2 separate regions of the Homo sapiens genome follow, and region 1 is linked to region 2. Evidence: read pairs that join two places in POLR2A ChIA-PET (ENCODE). Cell type or tissue: IMR-90. All regions are shown on one strand. Links, peaks and the distances in the headings refer to the core of each region. The heading gives the core; the rest is flanking DNA.

What was found. Peaks named below come from ENCODE experiments on the same cell type or tissue, not always from the same donor. Only the 100,000 strongest peaks of a DNase experiment are listed, where the experiment ranks them.
Region 1: POLR2A ChIA-PET joins it to region 2 with 10 read pairs; 2 of 35 experiments call an interaction of 5 or more read pairs at or near these places.

What each region holds. Positions count from the first base shown.
Region 1 is chr1:200,557,493-200,560,408 of GRCh38, forward strand. It overlaps KIF14 (kinesin family member 14), which reads right to left. Exons shown (of 30, transcript NM_014875.3): 27 at 1,838-1,960. Among named protein-coding and RNA genes, the nearest start is that of KIF14, 62 kb to the right of the region's middle. RefSeq lists a silencer at 1,483-1,532. In IMR-90, for the core only: a CTCF peak has its summit at 1,560 (motif pointing right); a DNase peak (open chromatin) is centred at 1,599.
Region 2 is chr1:201,502,572-201,505,487 of GRCh38, forward strand. All of the region lies in intron 1 of CSRP1 (cysteine and glycine rich protein 1), which reads right to left. Among named protein-coding and RNA genes, the nearest start is that of CSRP1, 3.1 kb to the right of the region's middle. In IMR-90, for the core only: no CTCF peak of the experiment used is centred there; DNase peaks (open chromatin) are centred at 1,100 and 1,827; H3K4me3 peaks cover 1,583 bases; H3K27ac peaks cover 2,419 bases.

The sequences.
Region 1 (2,916 bases), core at 192-2,691, 950 kb before region 2:
CTCATTTAAAAATGGAACGACTGAGGCTCAGGTAAGTTGTTCAAGGCTACATAGGAAGTAGGAGAGCAGCTTAATGTTCCATGTCTTTCCCCTGTTCTGAGATGGAGTTTTTCTGGGCAGAGAGAAATCTGTATAACCCTGTAGTATGAGCAAAGGGATGGAGAATCTCTGTGGCTTACACAGTTTCACCTCAGATTCTAAGATGAGCTAGAAGTACATTAATACCAAAGTTTTTCTAAACAACAACAACAAAAAAACTAACTTATTCCATGCCTTCCCAGAAACAACCACCCAGAGGGACAGAAGCCAATAGTCCTCCACATGATCTACTTTTCTAGATCAATCAGTATATACATAAATGAGGAGACATCCTAGTAGCTAAGATCTCAGGAACCTAAATGTCCCCAGGTAGCACTGCCCCAGCCACCTGACTCCAACAAGAGCAATGGAATGGACAGGGGTGGTTTTTGTTTGTTTGTTTGAGACAAGGTCTTGCTCTGTCGCCCAGGCTGATATGCAGTGGTGCAATCACAGCTCACTGCAGACTCAAACTCCTGGGCTCAAGTGATACTCCTGCCTCAGCCTCCGGAGTAGCTGGTACTACAGATGCATGCCACCATGTCTGGCTAATTTCTGTATTTTTTGTAGAGACAAGGTCTCACTATGATTCCCAGGCTGGTTTCATATTCTGGGCTCAAGCTGTCTTCCTGCCTTGGCCTTCCAAAGTGCTGGGATTACAGGCATGAGCTACCATCCCTGGCCAAGGATGGTTTTAATATGTTGTTACAAGACTCTAAAACAGACAAGTCTCTGAAATTCAGTCTCATAAGAATTTGAATTTGTATCTTCCTAATCCCCACTTCACTAACAGTAATTGTCAATAAAGAAAATTAATGCATGAACAATAGTTTTAAAAACTTATTTATGTAGCATGTTGAGTTTTGGAGTCAGGCAGAATATAAAATCCTGGCTCAGGGCTTAATAGTTGGGTAATTAGGCAAAATACTCTAATTCAATGAAATGAAGAATATAAATTCCTACCTTGAAAAATGATATGAATATGAAATATGATATTCATAGGGCTTTTTCTTACTGACAAAGTACAAACCCATTATAGAAATGGCTAAGATTTACCACTGTTACATGTAAAGCACCTAGTCCAGTAACTGTCAGAGGAAATTAATCAGTAAATAGTTTACAGCCTGTGATGTAGGTATGCTTACATGACAGGGTCAGAGCATTAAGTGACTTGCTAAATGATAAGTGGAAAGTGATAGAACCAGGTTTCAAATACATGTCTTCTAATATTAAAACCCAGATCTTTCCTAAGGTACTAAGTAATGTTAGCTGGAGGATGGGAGGACACATATTTTAGGAAATCACTGAAATGCTTATTGGTTCTGTATCTTGATATGAAATATCTTATGTGAATGCCCCAGAAAAATATTTAGTTCAAGATACTGAATCAATAAATGTTACTAATAGTTTCCATTCTTAGAAGAGGAGAAGACTAAACAAAGCTAAGGAAGAAAATGACAACCAGAAAGCGAACACTAGGTGTCACTACCACACTCCACTCTCTGCTTAGGAGTTTACAGACTGAATTCTTGAAAATAGCTGCAACAGGACCAAGCAAAATATTAACAATAGAGGCTGCAGTGACTCAAGAATAACTTGGGAAAATATCACCATAAGATCATGATGTCAGCCTCTTCAGTGAAAAATAACTCGAAACAAATTAAAACATATGAATTTATAGAAATCTAATTTGTTGACTGAAAAAATCAACTTTATATATTATTTAGTACTGTACAGAATATTCTTTTATTCATCTTACCTCATTTTTTGTACACTGCCTAAAGAGTTCATGCTGAAGTTCTTTTGCTTTTTCCAGTCCAGAATCTAATAAAATCTTCATTCCTAAGCCTACACCATCACAAACAGCATCCATGAATTCCTCCTAGAAAAAGAATTTAAGCATTAACTAGAAAATTTAGGTTTTATGTATTTTAATTTATTTAAATTTAGGTTTTATATATTTTAAATTATCAAGTAATTAAGTTATATTTTCTGCTTACTTTAGGACTATAATACATCCCAAGTTTATTAAGTTCAACTAAAGCTAGAATAAGAACTAACAGTCTGTGGTCTGTAAAGAAATAAAATTAGCAAATCTGTAATTTAGTATCCCATATATAACATATTGCAAAGAATGTTTATCATCTTTTAAGCAGGGCTCTATATTGCTAGAACACAGTAACATTCTTTTTTTTTTTTTTGAAATGGAGTTTCGCTCATGTTGCCCAGGCTGGAGTGAAATAGCACGATCTTGGCTCACTGCAACCTCCACCTTCCTGGTTCAAGTTATTCTCCTATCTCAGCCTCCTGAGTAGCTGGGATTACAGGCACCTGCCACCACACTCAGCTAATTTTTATATCTTTAGTAGAGACGGGGTTTCGCCATGTTGGCCAAGCTGGTCTTGAACTGCTGACCTCAGGTGATCCACCAGCCTTGGCCTCCCAAAGTGTTGGGATTACAGGTGTGAGCCACCGCCCCCAGCCAGAACACAGCAACATTCTAATATAATACAATGTTTTCAATAGCATAACTAGTGAAAGCAAGCAGATACAAATTATCTGGTATTACAACGTTTTTTCATGTGTTGATTGGCTGAGAAAACCCTCCACGGTGGATGACTAGCATCAAATTAAGGATCTGAAAGGTAAAATAAGGTTTGCAAAATAATCCAATATATTTAAAAGTTTTTTGGTTGTTTGGTTTTGTTGGGTTTTTTTTGAGATGGAGCCTTACTCTGTCACCCAGGCTGGAGTGCACTGGCGCAATCTCAGCTCAACGCAACCTCTGTCTCCTGGGTTCAAGTGATTCTCCTGCCTCAGCCTCCTGAGTAGCTGGGA
Region 2 (2,916 bases), core at 144-2,643:
CTCATGTTTCCTTCAGAACCGTGCACATGACCCGCCTCTCTGAAAAGGTAACCAGCATCACTGAGCTACCATCAATCCAGGCCCCATGGGCCTCCAGAACTTGACTGTCATTCTAGGTCAGGAATCCTTCTCTCTATTGAATGAGCTTTCTCTTTTCAAATCCATGTCCAGTGGCCCTTGTGAGACTGTGAGCTGACAAGGGCGGTATATGTCTCTCCCTTTCCCCACTTGCCCCCAGTGCCTTCTAGAGCAGAGCTCCCTACTCTTGGAGTTCAGAAGTTTGCAGGGCGCAGTGGCTCATTCCTATAATCCTAGCACTTGGGGAGGCTGAGGTGGGTGGATCATTTAAGGTCAGGAGTTTGAGACCAGCCTGGCCAACAGCGTGAAACCCCATCTCTACTAAATATACAAAAAAAAAAAAAAAATTAGCTGAGTGTGATGGTGCACACCTGTAATCCCAGCTACTTGGGAGGCTGAGGCAGGAGAATTGCTTGAACCCGGAGGCAGAGGTTGCAGTGAGCCAAGATCGTGCCACTGCACTCCAGCCTGGGGGACAAAAGCGAAACTCTGTCTCAAAAAAAAGAAGTCTGAAGGTCAACACAGGTAGAAATGGAGGTCGATGACTTCTTTGTAGTATTTCAAAACTTCTACAGGAAATCCTGTATTATAATAAAGCCTCATAGACAAATTAACAGATGGGGTTTCCTTGCTTTTATCCAGATCTGTAATGATGTTGGTTATTCCATGCTGAACAAAATGGTCTGAATGATTTTTCTTTGATTAATTTTTTACAAGTTAAAACACATTAGCACTTAGGCCTTAAAAACACAGGTCGTTTGCAGCTGACATCCCAGGAAGCACCAACACACGCCACCCCTGCATAAAGAAAGCCAGGCACACAGTCGGGGGTAGGGGGTGCTGGCTGCCTAGCTGGGGCTGAGCTCCAGCTGCTAACCTTCCATTTCTTCCCCTGTTGTCACCGCTGAAGACTCAGACGCTGCCTTCTGGCCCTGGGGAAGCACTGGAAATACCAGAGTCTGGAAATGCTAGCTGCCCCCGTATTTACACACTTTACCATACATGGGAATTACTCAGTGCTGGCGTCAGACACATTCCTGGGTAGCTGCGTAGTACAGGCACGTCATTACCATATAAATTCTTGACAACTAGAAACAGCAGTCGGAACCCAGGACCCCTCCACCTCACCTTCTCTGCCCTCCCCTCAAGTTTTGCTAGCTCTCTCTTTCTCAAGCACGCTCTTTTCCAGGCTTGTTTTCTTTCTGCAAACCTGGCTCTGAAACTCAAACATGCAGAGCTGGTGAAAGCATATCCATTAGTGGCTGGGAACTAACTCTCAGGGGTCCCCTCTGCTCCTACCTGGCCATGCAACAGACTGAAAACCCGGAGGTCAGGAGTTCTAACCCTGATCCATCCAAGTGAAAGATATCTTCCTTAAATAGTTTATAAGCCACTGTAAAGCACCTTGTAAAGCTGATGTGTTTCACAAATGGCAGATATTTCCTTAGTGAGTTGATCTGGAAAAAGGAAATGTAGAGGAGCAAAGAAAAATAATAAGGTAGTGACTGAGCATACGTTTTGGAAACAGTCAGCTTATGTTTGAATGGCAGCTCCACAACTGATCAGCTGTGATCCTGAGCAAGTTTCTTACTACCTCTGAGCCTCAGTTTCTCCATTTGTAAAATGGAGAGCATCAGTAGCTACCTCATAAATTGTCCAAGATAACACATGTGAAGTATTTCTCACACTGTCTGGTACACTGCAAGTGCAGATATCTGGTTATCCTTATCTTAAGGAGAGGCCAACTCTAACACTTATCGTTCAGGTTTGTATCTCTTTTGATATTTGACAATATGCCCTGAGTAATGCCAAATGGCTGACTTGGAGGAAAAAGTCTTATTCTCACTAGCACCTCTTTGGATCCCAAAATATTTAACGCATGTGTCTTCATCTAGCAAGCCAACGTTTCACAATAAGCTAGGCTTACATACATATTTAAAACTTTAACAACCTGCCAGAAAAGCCTTCCCAATTTGCTTCCCACACCAGGGATGGACAGTGAATTAAAAACTATGTTGCTAGGCGCAGTGGGTCATGCCTGTAATCCCAGCACTTTGGGAGGCTGAGATGGTGGTGGGGACAGGGAGGGGATCACTTGAGGCCAGGAGTTCGAGACCAGACTGGCCAATATAGTGAGACGCTGTCTCCAAAAAAAAAAAAAACACCAGGCCGGGCGCAGTGGCTCATGCCTGTAATCCCAACACTTTGGGAGGCCGAGGCAGGTGGATCACCTGAGGTCAGGAGTTCAAAAACAGCCTGGCCAACATGGCGAAATGCCGTCTCTACTAAAAATACAAACAATTAGCTGGGCATATTGGCAGACACCTGTAATCCCAGCTACTTGGAAGGCTGAGGCAGGAGAATCGCTTGAACCCAGGAGGCAGAGGTTGCAGTGAGCCAATGTCACGCCATTGCACTCCAGCCTGGGTGACAGAGCAAGACTGCCTCAAAACAAAAACACACAAAAAAGCCCAAAAAAAACCTACGCCTTTTTTCTCTCACCTGCTTGTCAATCTACCCAAGTGGAAAAACTGGCTAGTAACTATTTGCAAGGTTTATGAGTATCCCGTAGGCCAACTCAGCTGAAAGACCATTGCTACCCCACTCATTCATCAAATGTTTGCTGATCACTCAGTCAAGTGTCACTACACTCCCAGGCTGCAACTCTGGCCCAGTCAGGACTCACTAGCTCCAGAGGCAGATGCACATGTGTGCAATTAAAAGAGCAAACACCTGGGCCAGGAAGGCAGGTGCTAAGACAGACCACAGGCAAATAGGCCACAGCACCCCTGTTTTTCCCATTTTATTAGCAGGCCAATTGCAGAGTTGATGGGCCTT